3 separate regions of the Homo sapiens genome follow, and all the other regions are linked to region 3. Evidence: chromatin contacts called from ENCODE Hi-C or POLR2A ChIA-PET data. All regions are on one chromosome and are shown on one strand. Each heading gives the region's core, a stretch centred on a gene start or an enhancer-like site at or near the end of the contact. The rest is flanking DNA. Distances are from core to core; before and after follow the strand shown.

Region 1 (4,709 bases), core at 1,067-3,566, 94 kb after region 3:
ACTTTCTAAATTTGTATATGTAGATAAACTCTGAGCCATTCACATAAAGGGCTTTGATTTCGGATACGCCAAACACATAAACAAACAAACATAAGCTTTCCTTTCACAATGGGCTCATGTAAATTAAAATGTTTGGTTTTCCACCTACGGTCTTGAAAGGGGTTTCTACAGCCTGTTTTGGAAGTCAGAAAGCAAAAGGTAAATGCAAACATCATTTCACCTGCAGAGAAAATTCTAATCCTCTTGAGGCAGTGCCAAAAATAATACAAGCACACTGCTATCGAGCCAATTACTGGTATCTCTGAGCTTCCGTCTCCTCATCTATAAAATTGGAATCGAGCTGTATGGATTAAAGATAATGTATGAAAACTGCCCAATTAGTACACTATTAATAAATAGCAGCTACTGTTGTTAACAAATATTATTGACTTACTGGAAAACAAAGAGGAAATAAAGTCACATTTAGGGAGAATTTCAAAGTGTTCCTAACCTAAAAAAGAAATAAATTAGGGGGAAAACCACTAAGTAATGGGTGAGCTCAGTTTACCTTGCTTAAGAAGTCCCACCCTAGAGAACTGATCTCTAGATGACACCCAAATGCACTCAGTACAACCCCCCAAGACTGTCTGGGCTTAAGGCAGGGGCTTGGATTGTCCTGTAAGCTGTGGGAAGTCTGTTCATGAGCCACAGTAGACAGGAAGGGGATGGAGTCTTAGAGCTGGCTCTTCAGGGTATCTCCTAGTGTGTTCAAAGCAGTTCTCAGGAGGGTGGGGAACTACTACATAGCCAAGTAAATATGAGGCCTCCTTGCTCTGGGGAGACCTTTCTCTTTAACAGAGGTGAATCTGAAAGGATACCCAAAGAGGCACTGGAGGGTGGGGGCCACTCTGGCCCCTCAGAGCAGCCAGCTCAGCTTCAGTGGATGCTAGAGGCAGCAGAGGATCAGCCTGGATCAGCCTCCCTTTCACCATGCAGAAAACAGAGCTCCCCCACCAGACCAGATACTGGAAGCACTGGGCCAGGCCTAAGAGAAAGCAGAGCCCCAAGCCCCACCACACCAGGGCTTATGAGGCTACTGCTACCCACCCTCCCAAGCCCCAGCTCCACTTCTATGTTCATCAAGCAACTGTTTACTGGTAACTGCACTTCCCGATAGACTTTGCTAGAAAGGAATGCCTCAGTGCACTGACAATATCTAAACCTGCAACTCTAAGGACTAGGCTGGGGAACACTGTGTCAACATGGAGGCACGTCCTACCCCTGAGAAGAAAAATAAGGAATATCAATAATACCTGCTGGGCACTGAGCACTGACTATGTATCTGATTCGAAGCGCTTTTTGCTTAATCTGTCACTGAATCTCACGATAGGTGTTGTTATTAGCATCTATTATCTGGGCCAACTGAGGCCTAGAGGGACGAAGCAACTCCCCCAACATCACCAGGTAGCAGTGTCAGGACTGGGATAGAAACCTGATGCTCTGACTGAAACTAATGCTTTTTTTTTTTTTTTTTTTTTTTTTTTTGAGACAGCATCTCACTCTGTCACCAAGGCTGGAGTGAAATGGTGTGATCTCAGTTCACTGCAGCCTCCACTTCCCAGGTTCAAGTGATTCTCCTGCCTCAGCCTCCCGAGTAGCTGGGATTACAGGCGTGCACCACCATGCCCAGCTAATTTTTTTGCATTTTTTGTAGAGATGGGGTTTCGCCATGTTGGCCAGACTGGTCTCAAACTCCTGGGCTCAAGTGTTCTGCCTGCCTTGGCCCCACAAAGTGCTAGGATTACAGGCGTGAGCCACCATGCCCAGCCAGCTGATGCTCTTAATCTGTGCCCTACCCAGCCTTCCTGGGAGGCTTCCCAAGAGCTACACAGAGCATGAGTTCTGGAATCGGGTTGATGGGGGTACCAGTTATTACTAATAGGAATGAAGATGGGTAATTCTTTCAGACAGCACCCTTGATTAAAACAAGAGAGTAGTGCTGCCTCTCTGTGATTCTGTGTCTCCCTGCCCTGCTCACACAGACACCACACCCACCCACACGCATGATCATGAAAAGAGGAAATGGATCCAGGAGAAGGAGACGACTCCTGAGTGAAAACAACGGGGTTTTTCACATTGAGAGCTTTGCCCAACACCCCAAAGATGAAAAGAGCAGGAAACTGCTGGGGCCGATTGAACACTGGACTTTTGTTGTGGAAAAAGGCAAAGGGAAGCCGGAAGAGACTGGAACAGTTTCCATGGTGCTGGAGGATGGGGAAGTGGGTAGGGATTAGCTGGAGGGAGAAGGAGAAGCTGGGGTGGAGGGGAACCTCCACTTGCCAGGAGAGCACATGTAGGATGGGAACCCCAGATGATACTCAAGGCATGGCATTAGACCAGAAGCAAGTCTGTGGTGAAATTAGGGAAGGCTCCACTGCGGACTGTAGACAGAGCACTGGACAAGGAAGTGGGAGACCCAGGGTCCAGTCCTGGCTCTGGAGCCCCCTGGGTGGGCTGCCCCGGGCACCTTTCTCTCTTGGGGCCTCCATTCCTACCTCTGTGAAGCGAGTGCTGAACCTCTCTTAGCCCTGACTTGCTGAAATGCTGGGACTCTGTACAGAGGCTGACATTAAGCAGGGATCTGTCGTGGGGTGCTGCAATGTTCCTCCAGATGCTGCACGGGAGAGGGCAGAAAAGGCCTATATGGTGAGTCCGCCCTGGGAGCCTCTGCTTGGAAGCTGAAGTGGCCTGAGAGTGACTCAGAAACCACGGAAGTTCCCGGGGCTGATGGGTTCTTATAGATTGTACATGCAGCTCTCCTCGTGGGCTGCAAAACCGCAAGATGGGCTGTGACCACTCTCAAGGAAAGAGCCCTATCTGCAAAAAGCATTCTGCCCTCCAGGTCTTAAAGCAAACACAGACTCAATCCTTATTCCTTTTAAGACAAAATTGCCTCAGGGGCATCAGGGAGGCAGCAGGCCTCAAATGTGTGCCTTTCTAGAATTCTCAATGAAAGCACCCTTTTGGGTATTAATAATGACAACAGTAATGACAGTCATTTACTGAGTGCTGCTTTTGGGACAGGCATTGGGCTAAGAGCTATATGTAATATATATTATTATTTGATGCCCACAGCCACCCCATAAGGAGGCGGAGGTACTATCATTATGCCAACTTTAAAGATGAAGAAACTGAGGCCTCAAGAGATGAAGTAACTTGGCCAAGTCACTCAGCCAGTAAATGGGAAGAGATAGACTTCCCAGTATCCAGAGCCCATGTTTTCACCATTATGCTGAAGTACCTCTTTTCCTGTGCCAATGTGATCTGCCTCCAGGAATCCTGTCTTGATGTTCCCTTCCCCATACAGAAGTCCTCTCTGTGTCCTCTTCAGCCTGATAGTATATCTTTTCATACCATTCTTTGGACATCTCTGTTATACTACTCCAATGGTGTTCCCTCCCCTACCCCTCCCTGGGAGCTTAGTTGTTGTGATTAAGTATAGGGGAAATGACCCACACTAAACAAACTCATAAGAGACTGATTGATAAACCTGAAATGCAATTTATTAATTAACACTGAGAAATGAAACCACCCAGCAGATGGGAATCCTAAGGCTGACTGGTCAGCACAATCTCTTTCAGGAAGGACAGGCTTTTGGGAAAGGAAATCAATACCAGAAGGTTCTTTGTTGAGTACAAAGTCAGAGGGAAGGGAGTTGATGGATTGACACATAGGTGAAGCTTGACATACCTCTATAAAGCCTCCATCCTGCCAAGGATCAGAATATCCAAGGCAGGGAGCCATCTGGGTGTCCTCTCCTTTGGACAGTGCTGGATTTTTCTGGATCCTATGAAGATCTTACCTTTCTGGCTGCATTTATCATGATTGTGGAAGGCTTTTTGTTTCCTTGTTTGCTTAGATTAATTTCTGCGTATTTAATAGAACTGAAAGGCAATTTCCCATTGAGACCCACTGAAGAGGAATAATCAATACATACTAGTTGTGTTGCCCTTTGCAGAGAATTCACTTCTGTGTTGTCACTGTATCCTCATGCTTCCTTATAATGGAGGGACAGAGATGGTAAAAACATGGACTTGGAAGCCAGACCGTCTGGGTTTGAATCCTGGCTCTGTTACTTATAAGCTCTGCAACCTCGGGCAGATTACCTAAGTCAGTTTCCCCTTCTCTGAATTGGGGATAATAATAGCACCCACCTCAACATCTGTCAAGAGGATTCAATGAGGGAATACACATAAAGTGCTCAGAACAGTGTCTGCCATCTGGTAAGCAGTCAATACTTGTTAGCGATGATTAATAATTCATTTCATAGATGAAAAAACTGAAGCCTAGAGAGATAAAAAGTCAACTAAGATCATACAGCCAGTAAGTGGTGAAGATATCATTGAAAATCAAACTGGCATCCTTTAAGCACTAAAGTCTTTCCACAGACTAGTTTCTTACCCATTCGCTTTCATAACAAGCTGAAGGAGAGCTTGTTTAAAAATCAGGTATATCCACCCACCGGAATGGGTAAAATTTAAAAGAATGAAAATATCAAGGTGGAGCTTGGACGCAGAACAACTGGAGGGAGTAAGCAGTAAGAACCACTTTGGAAAAGTGTCTGGCAGTTTCGAAATAAGTTAAACAAACACTTAATGAATCAGCCAAGTTCAACCAGGGATGTGGAACCACTCTCTCTGTGGATTGCTACAGGGATTTGGCCTTACTCA
Region 2 (4,274 bases), core at 1,666-4,165, 89 kb before region 3:
GGCCAGGCAGATGGTGGGACACTGCAGGTGTAGAACACACACTGGGTTTCAAAGACTTAGTATGAAAAAAGAACGTAATATATCTCATTAGTAATTTTTTTCTATTGATTGCATGTCAAAATGATAACATTTGGATATATTAAAGTAAGTACATTGTTAAAATGAAGTCTACTTCTTTTGTTTCTTTTACTTTTTTTTTTTTTTTTTTTTTTTTTTGTGAGACAGAGTCTTGCTCTGTCACCCAGGCTGGAGTGCAGTGGCGGGATTTCAGCTCATTGCAACCTCCGTCTCCCAGGTTCAAGTGATTCTCCCGCCTCAGCCTCCCGAGTAGCTAAGATTACAGGTATGTGCCATCATGCCTGGAAAATTTTTGTATTTTTGGTAGAGACAGGGTTTTGCCATATTGACCAGGCTGGTCTCAAAATCCTGACATCAAGTGATATGCCCACATCGGCCTCCCAAAGTGCTGGGATTACAGGAGTGAGCCTCCATGCCCAGCCTCGTTTACTTTTTTAATGTGTCTACTAGGAAAATTAAAATCACATATGTAACTTCTGTTATAGTCCTATTGGATAGTGCTGAGCTGAAGGATCATATCTAAGCCTTAGGATGCTCACTCTGGAGGCATCTTTGAGGATGGGTTAGAATGGGTTAGGCTCGTTAGGAAACAGGTGCAGTTTTTCAGACCAAAGGCCCATATTAAGGAGAAGACTCCAATTCCAATTTTCCAACTACAGGTAGTTTGTCACCAACAAACAAAAAATAATAATAATAATAGTAATGGCTCTTACTTATTAAGTGCTTACTCCATGTCAGCAGGCACTGTTCTAGTGAAGGACCATGATTTTAAAAAGTGAACTCTGAAAGCAAAAATGCCTGGTTTTAAATCCTGGTTCTGCTAGTATACGAAGCCTCAGTTTCATCAACCTTAAAATAGGGGTAACCGTATATAGCATTGTCAGAACTACGAGATACTAGGCTTAGATACCAGACTTAGGTAGTCATCTCTTACTATTACTCCCATAGTAACAGGTAGTGTATTGCATCCTAATAGGTAAAGTTTATTACCAGGCACTGTATAAGCACACTCAAATGCTTTTTCCCAATGTAAGTTTTAATGCCATCTTTTACATTATGATCCCCATCTTACAGATTGGTAAACTGAGGTTCACAGAGTTACTTCACTGTCTCAGGACCATGTGGCTTCTGAGTAAGACAGAGAGGATTTGAACCCTTGGCTTTGACTCTAGAAGCCTGAGAGCTCTACAGCCAGGATGTGTTTTCCCAGCACAAGGCCATGCTTCTGCATTCAGATATGACCTGCTGTTGCTTCATTGGAGGGAGGGAGGAGATTTCTCAGCAGAGAAATCTCATAGATGGATCCCGCTCTCTCCGCCTGTCTGAAGGATGATGAGATTGAGTGGAGAAAAATTCACGTAGGCTCACAGCTATGATGATAAAAAGATAATTTGTAAAACCAGCATGTTTGTAATTACTCATTGACCCATAGACATAAAGATCAAGCTATGAATAACTCCACAATAGCAGCAATAACAATACTAGTGAATAATACTAGTAACTATTTACAATAGCAAAGACTTGGAACCAACCCAAATGCCCATCAATGACAGACTGGATAAAGAAAATGTGGCACATACACACCATGGAATACTATGCAGCCATAAAAAAGAATGAGTTCATGTCCTTTGCAGGGACATGAATGAAGCTGGAAACCATCATTCTCAGCAAACTAACACAGGAAAAGAAAACCAAACACAGCATGTTCTCACTCATAAGTGGGAGTTGAACAATGAGGACACATGGACAGAGGGAGGGGAACATCACACACTGGGGCCTGGTGGGGGGTGGAGGGCAAGGGGTGGGAGAGCATTAGGACAAATACCTAATGTATGCAGAGCTTAAAACCTTGATGATGGGTTGATAGGTGCAGCAAACCACCATGTCACATGTATACCTATGTAACAAACCGGCATGTTCTTCACATGTATCCCAGAACTTAAAACAAAATTATTAATAATAATAATAATGGCTCTTATTTATTAAGTGCTTACTCCATGTCAGCAGGCACTGTTCTAGTGAAGGACCATGATTTAAAAAGTAAACCCTGGAAGCAAAAATAGCTGGTTTCAAATACTAGTTCTGCTAGCATATGAAGCATCTGTTTCATCAACTATAAAATAGGAGTAACCGTATACAGCATTGTCAGAATTCTGAGATAATAGGCTTAGATACCAGACTTAGGTCCATGCCTGGCACAGGGCGAATGCTCAGTTAATATTTTCTGTTACAATCATCTCATTTAATCCCCACAATAACCCAATGGGTAGAGAGGATCAATAGTGATAAATGGGAATGATAATATTCCCAGTTTACAGATGCAGAAACTGAGATGCGAAACAATAAGAAACTTGTCTAAGCCCCTCCATTTCTCAGTATTGGAGATGGGATTCAGACCTAGGAGGGCTGGTTTGAGGATCTACAGTCTTAGCTACCATGGTAGACAGTTCTTAATCTTAAACAGTTTGTAAAGTCATATTTTTTTCTTATTCTTCTTCTTTAATGATACTTTCCATCTTAGTTCCTTGAAGTGTGGAACGTGCCTGCCCTGCCTGCCCGAGGCTTTGACAGAAGCCAGTGGGATAGTCAACAGCTTTGTGTGAGCACAGAGAGAGGTAGCTGCCCCAGATGCTGCGGGGCTCTGCTGATGAATGACCCATCAGTCCCACGGGTCCCACAGGTATCCAGCGGCAATCTACCCTTGCCAAGAAGGCACAACACTAGTGCTACAGCATCTCCCACTCTTAGGACTGCTCGGGCCCTAAGGATGGTTGGGGAGGTGGAAAGAAGAACTGGACATGGGTGAGCCAGCTCAAGCACAGAGCTGCCTCCTGAGCCTGGCTGTTTGGCTGCTGTGCCTCTGATGGCTCGGTGATGCTGACCTCTGGTGGAGATGAGCTGCTACTCAGCTTTGACCTCCCTCTGAGCACCAGGAGTCCCAGCACTGGCTTCCAGCCCCGCCACCGGGATGCAGACCCAGCAGCCTGAGACCCCAGAGGGTGCACCTAAGCCCAACCTCTCTCCTTATTCCAGGGCCCTGTGGTATCTGGAATTGTCTACCCTGGAACCTTATGGCTCAGGGGCTAGAAGAACCCTTAGCAAAAGGAACTTACCCAGCTGATGATTCTGACGCTGAACAGGCGCTAGAACCCAGCACAGGTCCCAGTCTCTTGGAGAATTAAGGCCTCGGCCTCTCCACCTAGTTCAGTGTTTTGAGCTACACATTCTCTTCTGACATGTGGTTACACCGCACTGTAATAATACATGTTATGACACTGATATAGAAAAAGAAATGTTCTTGTCTAATTATTTTCTGTTTGGGTGGTGCAGAAGTAAAACCAAGAGACGTTGAATCATCCTCAGTATTATTCATCACTCTTCCTCAAGCATGTCACTCTGTAAAGACAACATATGAAAGGGAAAATGTTACCCTGTTTTATTAAGGAAAATTATGGACTAGAAAAAGACTGCTTTTTTTTTTTTTTTTTTTTTTAATAAGCTGACATTGATAGAGAAAAGTTGAGCCAAATCTCTGGAGGCAGGAATCTCATTGCTGAGCACCCAGCGCCACCTTGTGGCTTCTCGCAGGACAGCGATTCCAGCTTCCACTCATTTCTCTACCCACCACTAAAAACATTTATTGAGCATTTCTTATGTTCCCTTTCACCTGTTTCTCTGCTGAGCCTCTTATCTGAATCTTTTATCTCAATGAACTTTGCACTGAAATCTCTTTCGATACACTCATTAATTTTAGCATGGGAAAAAGGGTGGCTACACAGTTGAGTTGGCCCACATAAGAAGGTGTCTATGGAGATATTCTTTATCCATGAGCCCTCCCAGTTATTCCAATGTCAGCCCTGGGACCCTGAAGATCACTCACAGATTTAATTAGACAAATCTCTTAAAATATGTGTGTATATTTTCCTTTCCCTCTTTCTCTTTCTGGAAATACGTTTTCCTGTTTCTCAGGCAGCAGCCACTCTGTTAAGACAGGGGAACTTCAGCACAGACAGGTTGCGGGGGACACAGCTAATTAGTGACTGAGCCAGAGCTGGGGCTTCAGGGCTTTGTGACTCACTCAAAAAATGTCCACTAAGTCCTTCCTCTGTAGGGGGCCCTATGCTAAGCTCAATGGTAAATCAAAACCCCACCCAGGATTCTGCCCTCGAAAGATAGAGCCTTGTCAGGGACAGAGG
Region 3 (4,557 bases), core at 1-2,500:
GCCAACGTGGTGAAGCCCCGTCTCTATTAAAAATACAAAAATTAGCCAGGCGTGGTGGCGGGTGCCTATAATCCCAGCTACTCAGGAGGCTGAGGCATGAGAATTGCTTGAACCCAGGAGGCAGAGGTTGCAGTGAGCTGAGATTGTGCCACTGCACTCCAGCCCGGGTGACAGAGCGAGACTCTGTCAAAAAAAAAAAAAAAAAGAAAGAAAGAAAAAGAAAAAAAAAAGGAAGGGAAGGAAAGAAAGAAAAAAAAAAAAAACAGAAAAAAAAACCCAGCCCCAACCTTTCAGGAAAACATAATCTAACAAATGACTTTAATAAATAAAGTGACAGTTAAAAAAAAAAGAAGTTGGCACATATACACCGTGGAATACTATGCAGCTGTAAAACAGGATGAGTTCATGTCCTTTGCAGGGACATGGATGAAGCTGGACTCCATCATTCTGAGCAAATTATCACAAGGACAGAAAACCAAACACCGCATATTCTCACTCATAGGTGGGAATTGAACAATGAGAACACTTGGACACAGGGTGGGGAACATCACACACACCAGGGCCTGTCGCGGGGTGGGCGGAGTGGGGAGGGATAGCATTAGGAGATATACCTAATGTAAATGACGGGTATATTTACAGTTAACGGGTGCAACACACCAACATGGCACACGTATACATATGTAACAAACCTGCACGTTGTGCAGGTTTACCATAGAACTTAGAGTATAAGAATAATAATAAAAAGAAAACAAAACAAAAAAGACGTGCTAACTGCTATGCTACAGGTAGAGCGAAGCTCATTACCAGCTGGAGTTAGAAATATGTGACTCTTTACTCATCACACCCCAGAAGACCCAGAAAAACTTTCAAGAGACCTTTTCCCCCTGACCCATGCCACTGGGGGCAACTCAGGAAAGGAGGGGACGGCGCAGAACTGGGTGGAATTTGGCAGACACTCAGGAATGAAGAGGGTCCTTAGCTCAGGCAGGCTATTAGGTGACTGGGGGATGGGAAATTGCAAGGGGCTTTAGGGAGAGTGTGAGCAGCTGGTGAGCTGGGATGAGGATGCTGCAGAAGAGAACAGAACAGAAACAGTAGACAGAGTGCAGATAAAACATTAGTCCCAGAGGGCTCCAGCCAGCTACATCCCAGGCAATCAGGAGCCCAGGATTGGAGACCCCACCCCTGCTGTGACATCACAGGGGAGTGGAGTGGAGACGAACAAAAAGGGGGTCCCCCGCCCTGGTCCTGGCCTCTTGGAAGCCAGAGTATCAAGAGCAGAGAATCTCACTAGGATTGCATGGCTTAAAGGGACAGGCTCCCCATTCCTCCAACCCCTCTAAGCTGCCCCCTCCAGGTCGTGATCTCGTCTCCCTGTCCTGTAGGACCTCCCTCTCCTGAGGCCACCACTGGGCCCCCTTCTGAGTGTCCCCTGAGCACTCTCTCAGCATGAACTGCATATCCGACTTCTTCACCTATGAGACCACCAAGTCGGTGGTTGTGAAGAGCTGGACCATCGGGATCATCAACCGAGTAGTTCAGCTTCTGATCATCTCCTACTTTGTAGGGTGAGTCTGTGGCCTTTCAGGTTCCTGGCGGGGTGGGCTGCCTGGTATCCCGTCTTCACCCTCCTGCCTCGGTGCTACCATCCAGCTTCCTGAGCTCCTCTGCTCCTGGGGGAAACAGTTTCTTCTGTGGAGCCGAGTCTTAAAGACTGGCCTCTGCCACCCCCACCTAGGGCCTAAATTCACCCAGGTGAATTCTTTTCCCAGTTCGTCCTCCAGGGTTGAGATTGGTTTCAAGACACACGCTCGGAGTAGTAGGGTCCCTGCCCCGGCACTGCCCTCCACCGAGGGAGGGCTCAGGAGCTCCATCTCCACCCTCCCTGCTCTCATCTCCCCAACAAGAGAACAGGCAGACCCCCTCCCACATCTTCGAATTCCCCTCAGTCAAGTCTTCGGGGTCTCAAAAAGACAAGACAGCACAGGAATAGGGAAGGGAAGGCACTGAGACAAGGGGGTGGTGGCAGGTTGATCAAGTTGGTGGCCGGGAGGGAAAGAGAGAACTGGATCTGTTTTAGAATGAGGAATTTCCTTCTGGCATGGATGGGTGAGATGGTGAGAGAGAGAAGGGCAAGGGAGAAGCCCTCTGCTCTTGAAGGGGAGGACAAAGAGGGAACTGCCCCTTGATGAGGAAACAAACAGAGGCCCAAGGGAAGAGTGGCCAAGGAGAAAAGGAGCTTTTCTGAACATAGTGCCGCTCCCTCCCCAGGAATCCAGAAATGCTCCCCTTTGTCAAAAAGTGTAAGTTCCCTACCTCTCCCTGACCCTGTGCCATGTAACCCATCCTAGGAGTTGCTTAAGAGCCAGGAAGGTGCAACCATCCCCTCAGCCCCCACCGCCTGCAAGCACACACCTACACACACACACACACACGCACACAAAGGGCTGTGGAGCAGACAATGGCTGGGGAAGAATGCAGGTCCTGTCCTTCTTGTGGTCATTTCCACACACTGGTGGGCACCAGGAAATACAGGCAGAAACCTCGAAGGTTTTCTTTCCTGGCATGCGGGTCTCCAATCTTATGCTGTTCTTTCAGACAATGGGTCTTTGCATTTGAGGCAGCAATCCACTGACTGTCAGGAGTTAGTTCAAGCAGGTCAAAGGAGAATCCTGTGTGCCTGTGGGCTGAAGCTGCATGCAAACCTGCTTGCTTGAAATGTTGAAGTTTATGCGAGGGTGTGGAGGGAAAGGTGGCTAGATGTGACTTTTTAGGTGATTTTTTGCTCTGTGTGCTGGGCAAGCCCTGGTAGGCTTCAGTGGGCAGGTATTGTAAAAAGGCTGTACCATCCAGTGCTCCTTTGGGAGATTTTAGAAAAGGGATTCAAGCTTTGGAATAGCATTAAATGGCCACAAAGTTCCCTTCCAATGTTGAGGTTTTGTGAGATACGAGGTTTGCAAATGTTCGCTGTCTGCATCTCTAGAGCTTGGCTCAAAGTTGGTTCCTAAATGTTCTGTGTTCACGTGTATATTCAATGCTGTGGTTGTTTATAGCCACAAGATGGTATGTTGGCCCAGGTGAGTGCAAAATCTGGCTCAGCACATTCCCCTTCTGGCCTGGCTCCACTGGCTCCAGGCAGAGATTGATGGGGGAGAGAGTGGGCTCCTAGACCAGCCCGCTCAGCCCCCACTGCCCTTGTCTCTGTCTCATCATGATCAGATAGAATCCTCCAGTCCTCAGGGCTGGAGCCCAGCCTGCTGGAGCGAGTGTGCGAAGCTCTTTAGCATCTTAATTTCCAACCCCATCCATCTCCTAGCCTGACAGCTCCCCACGGGACACTGCCTTCCAGTTACATCAGCGCCCTCTGCAGCCCAGCCCCCTGACCTGAGTCCCATCTCCGTGTATGTGAACCCATGCACGTTGTGACTTCATGAGTCCACCGTCATTAATTTAGCAAAAATGTACCAGCATCTCTGCATGCCAGGCACTGTGGATTGAGGACGGAATGGTGGGCAAAAGCAGACAGGGTCCTCGCCCTCCTGGGGCTTACAGCGGAAGGCAAGAGATGGCATTCATCTGATGATCTCCACAAACGTGAAATGTCAACTGTGGCTTAGAGGTGCACAGTTATAGAGAGCCGCTTCTGTGAAGGTGTTTGGCCCAGTCAGGGAGTAAGGGAAGGTTTTCTGGAGATGTGACATTTTAGCCAAGACCCGAAGGATGAGTAAGAGCAGCCCAGGTGAAAGAGGGAAGGAAGAGAGTTCAGGGCAGAGAAACCCACCTCTGCAAAGGGAAGGAGGCTGGCAAACAGGGGAAAGAAAAGAAGGTCATTGTGGCTGGAGCCGAGGGAGCAGAGATGAGTGAGGGTGGTGTACGGTGGATGGGAACACACACAGAGGCCGGACCTCAGACACCCTTAGAGAGCTTTTGTTTTTACAGGAGATGAATAAACAGAAGCCATGGAAGCATTTTAACCCGTGTGTCTGTGTGCACTTTTGTGTGTGTGTGCACGTGAGTTTGAGAGAGAGAGAGACAGACACGATGAGATCTGAGTTGGGAAGAGCACCTGGGCTGATTCCCTGGAAGTGGAAGGAGTAGGAGTGGGTGCAGGAAAACCTGCTAAGAGGCAGTTTATGCAGAGAGGTGACAGTGGCTTGGACCCAATCGAATTTGAAGGGATTTTTAAGGCTATAGTGTTAATATTTCACTGATACTTCAATCTCTTCCCCATCATCCCAACCAGGTCAACAACCTAGACTCTGCCTAACATGAGTCCATCATTTCTCTGAGAACTTCTCAGCAACACACCACCTGGTCATCTCACATACGCTCTCACCCCCGCCCCTGGCCTCAGCTGCTTGTCTGTGGTTGACACCATTTCATCACTATTTTCCTTTACCCACTCCAGGGCACACAGAGAGGCCTGGACTTACCTGATGTTTCTCACATCTTTTCTGGGTCCACGTGGTAATCCCCACTCACCTCTGTGGAGTGGGACTTCCCGAGAGCCCATCCCCGTTCTGGATCCTTTGGGGACCTGAGAAGTTGAAGGAAATC

Evidence for each region. Hi-C counts contacts between places; a loop is a spot of excess contacts on that map. ChIA-PET counts read pairs that join two places held with the same protein, here RNA polymerase II (POLR2A). Pooled maps may share reads with other maps.
Region 1: a map of B cell shows a loop between it and region 3 (4-fold over the local background). The contact joins the enhancer-like site here to the promoter of P2RX3 in region 3. A Hi-C loop is called at or near these places in 20 of 168 maps with a recorded cell type or tissue (B cell, CD4-positive, alpha-beta T cell, CD4-positive, alpha-beta memory T cell and 12 more), 15 of 37 single-sample maps with no recorded cell type and 24 of 50 pooled maps. POLR2A ChIA-PET finds 5 or more read pairs at or near these places in 12 of 52 experiments (B cell, CD4-positive, alpha-beta memory T cell, CD8-positive, alpha-beta memory T cell and 7 more).
Region 2: a pooled map shows a loop between it and region 3 (10-fold over the local background). The contact joins the enhancer-like site here to the promoter of P2RX3 in region 3. A Hi-C loop is called at or near these places in 8 of 50 pooled maps. POLR2A ChIA-PET finds 5 or more read pairs at or near these places in 3 of 52 experiments (Caco-2, HEK293 and PC-9).

The regions. Positions count from the first base shown.
Region 1 is chr11:57,430,160-57,434,868 of GRCh38, forward strand. No RefSeq gene overlaps it. Among named protein-coding and RNA genes, the nearest start is that of SLC43A3, 5.4 kb to the left of the region's middle. Within about 2 kb of position 2,317, at least 6 of the 41 ENCODE cell types and tissues checked have a DNase peak (open chromatin) inside an H3K27ac peak, as active enhancers do; they include heart right ventricle, where a contact is called at or near this core.
Region 2 is chr11:57,246,261-57,250,534 of GRCh38, forward strand. It overlaps LOC107984364 (a long non-coding RNA gene), which reads right to left. Exons shown (of 3, transcript XR_001748067.3): 2 at 3,192-3,474; 3 at 1,094-1,448. Among named protein-coding and RNA genes, the nearest start is that of APLNR, 11 kb to the left of the region's middle. Within about 2 kb of position 2,916, at least 2 of the 41 ENCODE cell types and tissues checked have a DNase peak (open chromatin) inside an H3K27ac peak, as active enhancers do.
Region 3 is chr11:57,337,102-57,341,658 of GRCh38, forward strand. P2RX3 (purinergic receptor P2X 3) reads left to right here and starts at 1,251. Exons shown (of 12, transcript NM_002559.5): 1 at 1,251-1,568. The coding sequence starts at 1,450.